Regions from separate parts of the Homo sapiens genome. Here region 2 is linked to region 1. Evidence: chromatin contacts called from ENCODE Hi-C or POLR2A ChIA-PET data. All regions are on one chromosome and are shown on one strand. Each heading gives the region's core, a stretch centred on a gene start or an enhancer-like site at or near the end of the contact. The rest is flanking DNA. Distances are from core to core; before and after follow the strand shown.

Region 1 (7,184 bases), core at 1,375-3,874:
AGGTGCAAAGGCTGAGGCCTGGAGTCCTCCAAGGCTCCCTTGCACTTATGGCACTTCATGCCAGTTATCAGCTGGGACTTCGGTTGGAGCAGGCTGCCAGCACACCTGCGTGTGGCCTGGGCCTTCTCTCAGCACTGTAGCCTCAGGGCAGGAGTGGGTGTCAGATTTCTTACTTGGGGCTCAAGATTGCAAATACCAAGGTGGAGACTGCATCTCATTTTATGACCCAACCTTGGAAGTCATGTGAAACACTGGCTACATTCTTTTGGTTGCAGGCAAGTCCCAAACCTTTCCAGATTCAAGACATAGGGAATTAGATTCTAGCTCTTGGTGGAGGAAGATGAGTTTCTAGAATAGCATGTGGGATGGGAGGTATTCTGAGGCTACCTTTGGAAACACAATCTGCCATAGACCAGTCAGGGAGAAGGAAACTGTAATGCTTCCTCTTTCATCTGCCCAGGCTTACTGGTAGACACATGGTTGAGAAGGGCAAAACCTAGGCCAGGTGCGGTGGCTTACACCTGTAATCCCAGCACTTTAGGAGGCTGAGGTGTGCAGATCACTTGAGGTCAGGAGTTTGAGACCAGCCTGGCCAACATGGTGAAACCCTGTCTCTGCTGAAAATACAAAAATTAGCCAGGCATCGTGGCAGGCACCCGTAATCCCACCTACTCGGGAGGCTGAGGTGGGAGAATGCCTTGAACCCGGGTGGCAGAGGTTGCAGTGAGCCAAGATCACACCACTGCACTCCAGTCTGGGCAACAGAGTAAGACTCCATCTCAAAATAAATAAATAAATAAAGCAAAACCTGGCAGGAAAGCTCCCATGAACAACCAGTAATGGAAACAGTTGCAGATTTCTCATGCCTTTGACCAGGAAACACCCACATGGAGGGCAGGGGGCTTGGGCACCTCCATGTGGTTGGCCAGCTCCACGGGCTCTTCTGTACTCTTGAATCTGAGCTCTTGCATTATGCAGTGAAGTAGCTATTTCCTTGCCATTTTGGGCCAAAAATACTACCACAAAGCGGGGATGATAGCTTTCTGTAAAAGTGCTTTGTGTAGTGCCTGGGACCTAGTACATGCTTAACAAACAAGAATATTATTATTCTTGTCTGGCTTTCTCATAATCATTAATGCATGCTCTAGGAGGAATAGTGTGTCCTTTCTCTTCTTCTCCTTTTTTTTTTTTTTTTTTTTTTGAGATGGAGTCTTACTCTGTCGCCCAGGCTGGAGTGCAGTGGCTTGATCTCTGCTCACTGCAACCTCTGCCTCCTGGGTTCACGCCATTCTTCTGCCTCCGTCTCCCAAGTAGCTGGGACTACAGGTGTCCACCACCATGGCCAGCTAACTTTTTTGTATTTTTAGTAGAGATGGGGTTTCACCATGTTGGTCAGGCTGGTCTTGAACTCTTGACCTCAGGTGATCCACCTGCCTTGGCCTCCCAAAGTGCTGGGATTACAGGCGTGAGCCACCGCGCCCGGCCTCTCTTCTTTAGTCCAGAAGATGGACTGTGTGAAGAAAGTCTCCGCCCAGCCACTGTCCTGAGGGTTTATAAAAGTCCACCTCACCCTTACCAGCTCGAGTTCCTAAAAGGTGAGGAACTTTGTGGTGATAATTTTAACATTACAGTATCTATTCAGATAGGTAGAAAACTGACTTATTCTGTTTATTTTTTTATTTATTATTATTATTATTATTATTTTGAGATGTAGTCTTGCTCTGTCACCCAGGCTGGAGTACAGTGGCGCAATCTCAGCTCACTGCAACTTCCGCCTCCCAAGTTCAAGCAATTCTCCTGCCTCAGCCTCCCAAGTAGCTGGGACTACAGGCACCATATTAGCCAGGATGGTCTTGATCTCCTGACCTTGTGATCCACCCACCTCGGACTCCCAAAGTGCTGGGATTACAGGTGTGAGCCACCTCACCTGGCCTAAACTGCCTTATTTTAAAGCCTTTAGATTGTTATGTGTTTTGGGCATGTAATGCCTATTGAATGAATCTTATGTGTGGTGAGCATAATTATTTCAAAACATCTATGATCCAATAATTCTTTAATATTATCTCCTTGAACTTGCACACTGGCTGTCTATCACTGTTCAGGTGGAAAAGAAAGTAAACTTCTTTAAACAAGTGGCTTCAGGATCACAGTAACATTTGTTTTAGGGCTGTGTGTGTGTGTGTGTGTGTGTGTGTGTGTATCATGTTTTGATACTTAGATGCTTAGACTCAGAGCAGTAGCTCTGCTGGGGACTTAGTGAGTGACGGAATACCAGCAAATGGCCACATGTGGGTGTGCGTTCTCCACGTATGGATCAGAGACCTGGAGCACATGGAGGTTCTGCCAGCTCGCACACCAGCATTCAGCAAGCAGATGGTCCTGGCAATATTTGCAGCCATTGAAAATCATGTTTTCCAAGAATATTTAATGACGGAGAGAAATATGATCTAACGTGAAGTGAATTGCATCAAGACTCTGAACTGTGTACCCAGGATGGTCTGATGAGTCAGCTATAATAACCACAGGCAGGAAGTGGAGCCAACCAAACCCTGCTGACTCATTCCCATGGACGGGGAGAAGGGGAGGAAGCTCCTATAGAAGGTGCCCAGCCCTGGGAAGGTCAGTTAACGCCTGACTGACAGGGTCAGAGGAGGAGGAGGAGCGAGCCGGGCAAGAAAGGGGGCGAGGCTGCTGGGAACAGGACAGGGCAGCACCCCTGCAAAGGTCATCATGTGGACCATTTTCCCAGGTGCCAACCCCAAACTGTCCTACCCTTTTCACTAAAGGGTGTTGGCTGCCGAGCTCTTGTTTGGTAGTTCCTTGAGTGTCCCTTAAAGTCACGTCTACATGCTTTTTAAATTTTAATTTTACAGTACTATTTGAAAGGCAACTTGAATGTGGTCTAGTCCCATAACTAGAGGGTCGGCTGAAATGAATCTATGTGGCTTCAAAAATAAATTGCAAATGTATCTTTCAGTTGTCAACCCTAATAGTTATCAATAACTTGCTTTGGGAAAGATCTTTCATCTCTATGTATTTACTATGATTAGACTCCATTAATACTATTAATATTAATAATAATATTAATCTCTGTGGCCTTTGCAAACAGTGGTGTTTATTTATTTGTAGCTGTTGGTTCAGATAGAACTGAAAAGGAGGGAAAGTGGTTTGTCTTAAGAAGGTGATGAGATGGAAAAGAACACCTTCTGGTTCTGAAGTGACCGCTTTCCACGTGCCATTTTCCCGGCCCTGCTGCCCTGTGACCTCTCCCAGGATCACTTAAGGAAAGAAAGAGGAGCTCAGACTTCCCTTCAGGGGTCTGACACCCTGGGGGCTTGGCTGCCACAGGAGTTTCTTGGCATTCAGGCTGGGGACATCCTAATTCTTGCACCTGAGAGGCCCTGTCTCTCTTCCTCCAACATTACTGACAGGCATCACGGGGTTAATTGGTGTGTGTCTAAGTTCCTTCCAAGGGAAAAGTTGTGCACATCCTTGTTAAGAGGAAAAGGAAAAAAAAAAGCTTGTTTTTTTCAGGAGGTCTACATGTTTATTGTTGAAAATGTGTATATTGACTCTCTGCTATGTATCTTCTTGTTTTTTTAAATTTTTACTTTGAAATAATTATAGACTCATATGAAGTTGTAAACATAGTACAGAGAGGTCCTGGGTACCCTCCACCCAGGTTCCCCCATTGGTTATATCTTATATAATTATAGTACAGTACCCAAACCAGGAACCTGGCATTGGTATATTGTGTGTGTATAGTTTTATGACATTTTATTACATGTGGAGAGCACTGAAACCACTACCACAATCAGGACACAGAACTGATTCGTCGCCACAAAGGGACACTGCGCTTCCCCTCCGCAGTCACACCCCCTCCGCCCCCATCGTCCCCAACCCCCGTAACCACTAATCTGTTCTCCGTGTCTATATTTTAGAAATGTTATATAAATGGAATCACACAATATATGACCTTTTGAGGCTGGATTTTATTTAATTAATTTATTTATTTGAGACAGAGTCTGGCTCTGTTGCCCAGGCTGGAGTGCAGTGGCGTGATCTTGACTCACTGCAACCTCTGCCTCCTGGGTTAAAGCAACTCTCGTGCCTCAGTCTCTCAAGTAGCTGGGATTACAGGCATGTGCCACCACTCTTGGCTAATTTTTATATAGTATTTTCAGTAGAGATGGGGTTTCATCATGTTGGCCAGGCTGGTCTCAAACTCCTGGCCTCAAGTGATCTGCCGGCCTTGGCCTCCCAAAGTGCTTGAATTACAGGTGTGAGCCACCATGCCCAGCTGGAGACTGGGTTTTTTGTTTTTTTGTTTTTTTTCACTCAGCAGGATTCCCTAGAGACCCATCCAAGTTGTGGCATATATCAATAGTCCATTCTTTTTTGTTGCTGAGTAGTACGCCATGGTGGTCATTAATTTTATGTGCCAACTTGGCTAGGTCATGGTACCCAGATATTTGGTCATGCGTTATTCTGGATGTTTCTGTGAAAGTATTTTTTTTTTTTTTTTTGAGACAGAGTCTCGCTCTGTTGCCCAGGCTGGAGTGCAGTGGCGCAATCTCGGCTCATTGCAAGCTCTGCCTCCGGGGTTCACACCATTCTCCTGCCTCAGCTTCCTGAGGTAGCTGGGACTACACGCGCCCGCCACTGCGCCAGGCTAATTTTTTGTATTTTTAGTAGAGACGGGGTTTCACCGTGTTAGGATGGTCTTGATCTCCTGACCTTGTGATCCGCCCACCTCGGCCTCCCAAAGTGCTGGAATTACAGGCGTCAGCCACCGTGCCCAGCCCACGCCTGCCTAATTTTTTGTATTTTTTAATAGAGACGGGGTTTCACCACTTTAGTCAGGATGGTCTTAATCTCCTGACCTCGTGATCCACCCACATCGGCCTCCCAAAGTGCTGGGATTACAGGCGTGAGCCACTGCGCCCGGTCTCTGTGAAAGTATTTTTAAGATGAGATTAACATTTACATCGGTAGACTTTGAGTAAAGCAGACTATTCTCTATAATGTGGGTGGGCCTCATCCAATCATTTGAAGGCCTTAATAGAACAAAGACTGATGTTACCCAAGGAAGAGGGAATTCTGCCAGCTGACTGCTTTGAGACTTGAGCTGCAACCTCAACTCATTCCAGCCTGGCAGCCTACCTTGCAGATTTTGGGCTTGCCAGCCTCCATAATCATGTGAGGCAATTCTTAAAATAAATCTCTCTCTCTCTTTACACACACACACACACGCTCGCACATGCATGCAGATGCACACCTATTGGTTCTGTTTCTCTAGAGAACCCTGACTAATACATCCATGGCATGGATATACTACAGTTTGCTCAACTATTCACTCATTGAAGGATATTTTGGTTGTTTCCAGTTTTTGGCTATTATTATAAATAAAGTAACAATGAATATTTGTATAAAGGTTTTTGTGCAGACATAAGTTTTTATTTCTCTGGGATAAATACCCAGAATTGCAATTACTGTGTTATAAGGTAAGGGTATGTTTAGCTTTTTAAGAAACTGCCAAACTATTCCCCAGAGTGGCTGTAGATTTTTATGTTCCTACTGGCAATGTGGGAGAGACCCAGTTTCTCCACATCTTTATCAGCATTTGCCATTGTTACTACTTTTATTTTAGAGGTTCTAATAGGTACGTCGTGATATCACATCATCATTGGTTTTAATGTGCATTTCCCTGATGGCTTGTGTGTTAGTTAGTTTGCATTGCTATAAAGGACTACCTGAGGATGGGTAATTTGTAAAGAAAAGAGGTTTATTTTGGCTCACAGTTCTGCAGGCTGTACAGGAGGTATGGTGCGGCATTTTCTTCTGGTGAGGCTTTAGGAAGCTTTTAGCCGTGGCAGAAAGTGAAAAGGGAGCTAGTGTGTCACATGGCAAGAGAGGAAGCAAGAGAGATGCCAGGCTCTTTTAAACAACCAGCTGTTGTGTGAACTCACAGAGCAAGAACTCACCCATCACCCAGCCGTTTATGAGGGATCTGCCACCATGACCCAAAACCTCCCACCAGGCCCTACCTCCATCAGGAATTGCATTTCAACATGAGATTTCGAGGGTACAAATATCTAAACTATATCAACTTGTAATGCGGAACATGTTTTCGTGTGCTTATTTGGCATTTGTAAACTGTCCTGCAGTCAACTCTTTGCCCATTTTTTAATTGAATTTTTTCCTGTTTTTCAAGAGTTAAAAAATATATTTTAGATATAAGCTCTTTGTCACAAATATGGTTTGCAAATTATTTCTCCAAGTCTGTGATAGGATTAACTTTTAAATGTTCCCCAAGAACCTTATCCCCTATTCAGTCAAACACGGATCTACTGCTGTGAGGGATTTTCAGATGCAATTAAGGTTACTAAGCAGCTGACTTCAAAATAGGAAGATTTTCTTGAATTATCTGAATGAGGAAAACAGAAGAGATGAGGCAGAAGAGGAGGTCAGAGTAATTCCAAGAGTGAGAAAGGACTCAACCCACCACTGATGACTTCAAGATGGAGGAAGTAAGGCAGGAGCCAAGGAATGCGGGAAGAGCCTAGAAGCTCAGAATAAACCTGGGCTGCCAGCCAGTAGGAAAATGGGAACCTCAATCCTATGACTGCGTGGAACTGAACTCTGCCAACAACCAGAATAAGCCTGAAAGTGTATTAATCACCAGAGCCCCCAGAAAGGCACACAACCTTCCTGCTATGGGAGATTAGGAACAAAGAAACCAGTTGAGCCTGCCAGATTTCTGACTTACAGAAATGTGAGATAATAAATGGGTGTTTCAAGCTGCCAAATTTGTGGTAATTTGTTATGGAAGCAACGGAGCACTAATACATAGACTGTGGTTTGTCTTTTCATCTTTTTACCAAGGTCTTTCACAGAGCAATAGCTTTAACTTTGATAAAGTCTGATTTGTCATTTATTTTCCTTTATGGGTTATGCTTTGGTATCAAGTTTAAGGACTGTTTACCAAGCCCTGTGTTCTGAAGATCTCCCCCAGGTATTCTTCTAAAGGTTTCATAATTTACATTTTATTTATTTTATTTTATTTTTTATTTATTTATTTTTTTGAGATGGAGTCTCGCTCTGTTACCCAGGTTGGAGTGCAGTGGCACGATCTCTGCTCACTGCAACCTCTGGCTCTCGAGTTCAAGCAATTTTCCTGCCTC
Region 2 (7,184 bases), core at 2,368-4,867, 670 kb after region 1:
AAGTCAGTTTCTCTGAGCCTGATACACTGTGGGTGGGCAATACATTAAAAATGTTGAGTCTGCAAATGACGGGACCCAATCCTGTGCCTTCATGACCCATAGTCCCTGATGCTCCTGGTCCCTCTCCTCGCTCCTCCTCCATGTCCCAGGAAGCAGAAAGTGGAACTCAGTCAGAATCAGGAAGGCCAATGCGGTCATGGTCATTTCAGAGTGTGGTCACTGGGTGGAGACCAGTCTCTGGGGAGGTGTTCCCATGGGGCCCCTGCTTCCCGTCCCATGAGAAACCTGTGCTCTCGGCACGTTTACTCCAGAGCCCTGTGTTAGGAGGCTCACCCAAAGGTGCAAGGTCCCAAGAGCTGGTCCTTAGAAGGAAGGAAGAAGCTGGGCTCAGTCTGAGCCTAAAGCACTCACTCCAATCCAGCTCTCATCAGAGCTCCTAGGGCGGCTCCCACACATTCCTGCAGGTATAGTCACATGGCACTGAATCACATGCACTTTGCTCTTTTGGAACTGCCCAGTCAGGGAGGAAGGGGGATGGTCAGGCTGGGAGGTTGTGTTGGACGCAGGCACACTCCTAGGTTCCTGGCCATAATACCTGCCCTGATCCCACCGAGGAGCCCATCTCCATCCCATGAGATAGTGCCCCAGATGCAAGCTGTGGTATGACCAAACCCAGCCCTCCCAGGGCCAGCAGTGACCCAGTGTGATGAAAAATCCCATAAAGCTACCAACTCAGTGAACAACTGGCCTTTCTCTTTTAACAGCTTCTTCCCATAGATCAGGACATGATGAGAAACAAACTGACGATTCTTGAAATTAAACAATAATTTCAATGATAAGCCGTCATGGATCTTACTTGGTGTTCAGTGTTTCATTTTATTTTGCTATTTTGGTCGACTGAAGCCAAAATGAATACTCAAGTTTCTCAATCTCAGCATTACTGTCATTTGGGGCTAGATAATTCTTGGTTGCAGGGGAGCGGTCTGTGCCCTGTAGCATGTTAGCAGTATCCCTGGCCTCCACCCACTGCGCACCAGTGGCACTACCCCTCTCAGTGTGACAACCAAAAACGTCTCTAAACATTGCCAAACATCCAAACGTTGCAAAATTGCCCCTGGTTGAGAACCACTGCTTTAGAAGGTTGACCCAGTTTCTTGCTAATTTGATGATGAGGTCTAAGTAATTCTGGCACTTAAAATTCCTCAGGCAGGACCCCTGTTAAAACACTCTCACTTTATCTGTGTGCACACCCTCCCGTTTAGGAACGAGATCATGGTCAGGCAGAGGGCCACTTCTGAGGGACAGGCATTTTGCCAACTGGCTCCTGTCAAGTGCTTCGTGTGATTGTCAGGTTGTGTTAAGTGAGCTGTTCCTGACTGGTTTAGCATCAGGCTTTGTGGGTGTCATATGGTCAGTGTTCCTAGTAAGTTGGGAGTTGATTTACCACAAGCTTCAAGTCTCTGTAAGTCACTTGGGGCCCTAAATTCAACACACGGACTGTCCCTTCCCTGTGTGTTGGGACTGTCCTTTCCCTGCAGAGCTGTGTCTCCAGGGACCCGTAGACCCCTGAGTCACTCAATTACAAATATTCAACAGGAGCCAACTGACCTCGGTGAGTGTGTGCCAGGGACAGAGAAGCCACGTGGTGCAGACACGAGTTCCAGGCATGGAAAAAATCCTCCTTCTTGGTCTTTACCTGTCCAATCGACAGAAGAAAAATCACCATTGAGGATATTGTGAGAGAGTCTAACTTAATAGCAAGACAGACGGCAAACATCCAAATTTTCAGTACTACATTAAGCATGGACACAGTGCAGAACCTTCTGTAGGCTGGCCTCTGTGACCTGCAAAAACTGCTTGTTAGATGAATAAATATCATACATGTAGAGAAGCCCTGTTTCCATGCTTATATTAATTTATACTAATGGAGGTCACAGACGTTAGAGAAACACGTGAAGGGGAGAATGCAGGCACAGATCAAGTGAGGCTGTTCTGATTGGGTCACTTACTGCCTGAAGAATTCAAAATACCAGAACAAACTACTTGAATCTAATCCTCAACATAACCAGCCCACGTTCCCTCCTTCCTTCCCTTGCAGTCAGGAGCTTCCATTTGTTTCCAAAGTGTTTCTCAAACATGTTATGTCTCAAGAATTGGCACTGACTAGCTGCCATGTTTGATATATGTGAGGAATTAACATAAACCTGGAGATAGGATCCAGAGTGATGGGGATGTCATTTATGCATGTGACAAATAGCTTTTCTGCATCTACTCTGTGCAAGATAGTCTTTCAATCACTCTAATGAAGCGAGTCTTTTTTCTTTGCTTTGTGTTTTAGTTGGAGGGAAGTGAGGACATATTAATATAACTAGAGTAAAATAAGAATGAAGAAGGCACAGAGAACAGAAAGATACCGAATCACAAAACTAGTAATTACCATCATTTAGGAGGAGCTGAAGGTCTCAGATTCTTATCTGACCAGACAGGAGAGTTAAATGTGGCCCGTAAAACTTTTCTTTGTTCCTTCTTGACTTTCTTTGTTTCGAAAACCACATGGGTTTAATACTTAAACTTTTAGCATTTTTTTTTTTGTGCTCAAGGAAATAACTCAAATAGAAAGTTACACTCAATGTATCTGCTTCTCATTTGTATTTAACTCACACCCTGACGTGCCCTCTCAGTTAAATAGTTACTTGCTTCCCTGCAGCTCTGCGGTTTCTGCGGGGCCTGGAGATCCACATGTAAAATCCCTGCTGTAACACAGTGCTTTGTGCTCCGGTGGAAAAACAGCGCTGCTGAAAGCCTCTACCCATGTATAATTTAGCAACATCACCTGGGGCCGCAGGCACAGTTTGGAGGACAATGTCATGGGTGCCTCGGGATCCACACCTAACTGGGGCATCTCATGACAATCGAGGGAAAGGATAATGTCTGCTTTGCTCCCTGAATTGATATCTCTCTGCACTGGTGTCACAATTACAACTGAAAGGGTGTGGCAGATGCATGCAACTCTCAGGGAACAGCCTGCAGCAGAACATCTTGGCAGGGGGAGGACAAGAGCTGGCCAGACACTTCTGGAAGTTCTGGAAGGAGATGCTGAAGCTCTACCCATTCCACTGTAAAGGACAACACCAGGAAATCCCAGTTAATATGGTTTAACCTCCTAATCATGCACCGACTATCCCCCACCATTGCATGGGAGGCAGAGAAGAATAAAACACTGTGCACATGTGTCCAAATAGAATCAAGGGCACTTTTTAATTGCTTTTTTTTTTTAAACTCAATGTGTAGAGTAAGTTTTTCACTGGCCTGATCAAAAGAAAACCAGGGACAGAAAACTAACTGGCTGTGCAATGCAGACCCCTGCCTGAAGAAGGGACTTCAGGTGGGAAACTTTGCAGAAAGCCCTGTGCAAAGCTGGCTACAACTGCACCCCTCAGAGTATGAGGAAAAAGGAAAAAAAACCACAACAAGTTCAAGTGAAGAGGAAAGGCCCCTTGAAGGCCTACCAGCCAGCTCCCAAGTGCTCTTCCTTATATGTCAATATCTTGGTGCTGTTGCAGGACATTGGAGCAGGCTCAGTGTAACCTCACCCCTGCTGGCAAGAGGCTCCCTGGCCCCACCTCCAGACCCGCCCCAGGCAGGAAGAAGAGCACCCAGGTCTTGGGGCATGCTGATGGAAAGGCAGCATTCCTAGAATAGGAAAGCAACTGACTGAGAAGCCTCTGTCCCCTTGAATTAGAGTTTATTGGTAGGAAATAAGAGGCTGAAGCCAACTGCGGGCTTCACAGTGATCCTCACGCCCAGATGGGCTGACCTAGGAGCAGTATAGGCTCTACACACCATTCTGCTGTCAAGTGGTCAAAATGAACGCATCAGAAGGTCAAATTCTGGCTCGGCCTCCAAGTGCAGAGACAGCATTAACTTCGAGAGTATTGCTGGCAACCATTATAACCCTCTAATTGCCTATGCAATGCACAAGATTTTAAAATATATGTATTGCACAAACAATATTGTGAAACAACAGAAATCAACTCTCTCATCTTAAAAAAACCTTAATACGAGGTTCCAGGAGGGGATTTAAAAAATGATATGGCTGTTCTTTGCTTCAGGCAATAAACATGCTACTGAAAACCTATGTGTAAATACAGTCTTATGCCAACTAAGTCCTTCTTAAAAATGCACCAGAAAACAGGCTCTGTTTTAAGCACTTAATTGTATTTGCTCATTAAGTCTTCAGAAGCTCTGGAAGTAGATTTTATTAAGATCTTCATTTTGCAGGTAGGAAATTGCAACACAGAAATGTTCAGTAACTTGGACAAGGTTGCAGAGCTGAGTTGGAACAGGGTGCCCAGGCCTCTGAGCCCACATCCCTAACCATGGGCTACACTGCCTCCCAATGGACTGAGAGTGAGTTAGTTCCCTGGCAAAACCTGCCCCTCCCAAGCATGCTGTTTATAAAGATGGATGATCACACATGGTCACATTTAATATCAACAACATCCCATACTTAAATCTTTGAATGAAAAGATATGACTATTTCCTGATAAAGCATCACACAGCTAAGACAAAGAGCTGAATGCATAAAGAAGTTTCCCCATATCCATTCGCCTTTCTTTTCTTGAAAAGCCTCAAATAGATTTGGGCAGCCATACAGCCAATTAAAAAAATACTTTCCTGCAGAGGATCTACAAAAAATGTCAGCTAACATCATACTTAAAGGTAAAGGCTGAGTGCTTTCCCCTTAAGTTCAAGTAGAAGATGAGGATTCTGTTATCAGCACTTCCTTTCAACACCAAAATGGAGATTCTAGCCAGGGCAATAAGGCAAGAAAAGGAAATTAAAGGAGATTAAAAAGGAATAAGTAGGCCAGGCACAGTGGCTTAAACCTGCAAACCCAGCACTTTGGGAGGCCGAGGAGCTCAGAGGGCTGAGGTGGGAGGATTGCTTGAGCCTGGGTATACTGAGCCAAGATCATGCCATTGCACTCTAGCCTGGGTGACACAGTGAGACCCTGTCTCAAAAAAACTCCAAAACAAACAAAAAGGAGTAAGTAAGACTGACTCCACTCAAAAAGACATGATTGTCTATGTAGAAAAATCTTAAGAAATATTTATTTATTTATTTATTTTTGAGACAGGGTCTCACTCCTGTCACCCAGGCTTGACTGCAGTGGCATGATCATGGCTCACTGCAGCCTTGACCTCCTGGGTTCTTGCAATCCTCCCAACCTCAGCCTTCTGGGTAGCCGGGACTACAGGTGCACAACACCATGCATGGCTAACTCTTCTGAATTTTCAGTAGAGATAGGGTCTTGCTGTGTTGCTGGATCTGGTCTCAAACTCCTGGGCTCGAGTGATCTGCCAGCATTGGCCTCCCAAAGTTGCTGGAATTACAGGTGTGAGCCACTGTGCCCAGCCTAAGAAATATATAATAAAGCTGTTAGAGAAATAGGAGCACAGGAGAACCAAGGTGACATCATTTTAAAATCAACTCCATCTTAAAACTAGCAAGGCACATTCCTTGCCAGTCATGAACCATGGTCATAAGATGTTTACAGTTGAGAAAACAGCTTAAATGTACCTGAAAGAACACAATCTTACAACAAAGGAAAGTCCAGATGTCCCAATAACCATAACGATATATGATTTTAAGATAATTATATTTATGCTTTGAGGTACTTATTCAATAAAAAAAACAAGGGGCCAAGTGCGGTGGCTCACGCCTGTAATCCCAGCACTTTGGGAGGCTGAGGTGGGCAGATCACGAGGTCAGGAGTTCGAGCCTAGCCTGGCCAATATGGTGAAACCCTGTCTCTACCAAAAATACAAAAATTAGCTGGGTGTGGTGGCACACACCTGTAGTCCCAGCTACCCGGGAGGCTGAGGCAGAAGAATCGCTTGAACACAGGAGGTGGAGGTTGTAGTGAGCCGAGATCATGGCACTGCACTCCAGCCTGGGTGACAGAGTGAAACTCTGTCTCAAAAAAAAAAAAAAGAATAATTTTCTTTAAATCAACAGAATAGTAAATTTTGCCATGCTGTCAGCTCTCCCACACATAGACAGAACTTAGCTTAGCCTTTACAAAGATAAGACCCCTATATAAGAAGGGTTTAAAACAAAGATGGCCCAGGCGTGGTGGCTCACGCCTGTAATCCCAGCACTTTAGAGGCTGAGGTGGGTGGATCACTTGAGCCCAGGAGTTCAAGACCAGCCTGGGCAACATGGTGAAACCCCGTCTCTACAAAAAACACAAAAATTAGCTGGGCGTGATGGTGGGTGCCTGTAGTTTCAGCTACTTGGGAGGCTGAAGTGGAAGTATCACCTGAGCCTGAGAGGGTCAAGGTGCAGTGAGCCATGATCGTATCACTGCACTCCAGCCTGGGCAACAGAGGGAGACCTTATCTTAAAAAAACGAAAACAAAAACCCAACAACAACAACAAAACACAAAGACTGCACATTCCTCCTCTTGCTTTCTGAGGACACCCTACTCTGTAACTGAGTAGTTTTCAATAAATGATCTCTTCTCACTGCACTGTGACTTGCCTTGAATTCCTTCCTGCACATGATCCAAGAACCCCCTCTTGGGATTTGAATCAAGGCCCATCTTCTGGCAACAAAGCTACTGGAACTACTGAGTTAAAGAAAGGCACAAAGTACAAGATTGATATACAAAAATCAATTGTATTTCTATATTCTAGCAATGAACTGGAACTCAAAATAAAAATGCCATTTACAATAGCATCAAAAATGTGAAATCCTTAAGGATACATTTTATAAAATATATTTTATATTTATATTATAAAATATATTTTTATTTTATAAAATGTAAGATCTATATATGAAAACTAAAAAAACTTCACAGAACGAAATTTTAAAAGACCACTTAAAAAAACGGAGAACTATACATTGTGTTCATAGGTCAGAGAACTCGATATTGCTAAGATGTCACTTCTCCCCATATTGATCTATAGATGCAACACAATGCCAATCAAAATGAATGCCAGCAGACCTTATTTTGTGTGAGTATGGTAGAACCATACAAGCTAATTAGAAAATTTGTAAAAGAATACAGAGGACCTAGAAAAGTCAAAACCATTTTGAGAAAAGAAGCATTGGAGGATTCACACTGCCTCATTTTAAGGCTTCCTATAAAGCTATAGTAAACGCAACAGTACGGTAT

What was found. Hi-C counts contacts between places; a loop is a spot of excess contacts on that map. ChIA-PET counts read pairs that join two places held with the same protein, here RNA polymerase II (POLR2A). Pooled maps may share reads with other maps.
Region 2: a loop to region 1 is called in a map of HCT116, with 5 times the contacts of the local background. The contact joins two enhancer-like sites. A Hi-C loop is called at or near these places in 1 of 168 maps with a recorded cell type or tissue (HCT116), 5 of 37 single-sample maps with no recorded cell type and 7 of 50 pooled maps. POLR2A ChIA-PET finds 5 or more read pairs at or near these places in 1 of 52 experiments (activated T-cell).

The regions. Positions count from the first base shown.
Region 1 is chr2:111,694,401-111,701,584 of GRCh38, reverse strand. No RefSeq gene overlaps it. Among named protein-coding and RNA genes, the nearest start is that of MIR4771-2, 73 kb to the left of the region's middle. Within about 2 kb of position 2,624, at least 20 of the 41 ENCODE cell types and tissues checked have a DNase peak (open chromatin) inside an H3K27ac peak, as active enhancers do.
Region 2 is chr2:111,026,139-111,033,322 of GRCh38, reverse strand. It overlaps ACOXL (acyl-CoA oxidase like), which reads right to left. Exons shown (of 18, transcript NM_001142807.4): 15 at 1,609-1,696. Among named protein-coding and RNA genes, the nearest start is that of ACOXL-AS1, 86 kb to the left of the region's middle. RefSeq lists an enhancer at 1-936. Within about 2 kb of position 3,617, at least 3 of the 41 ENCODE cell types and tissues checked have a DNase peak (open chromatin) inside an H3K27ac peak, as active enhancers do.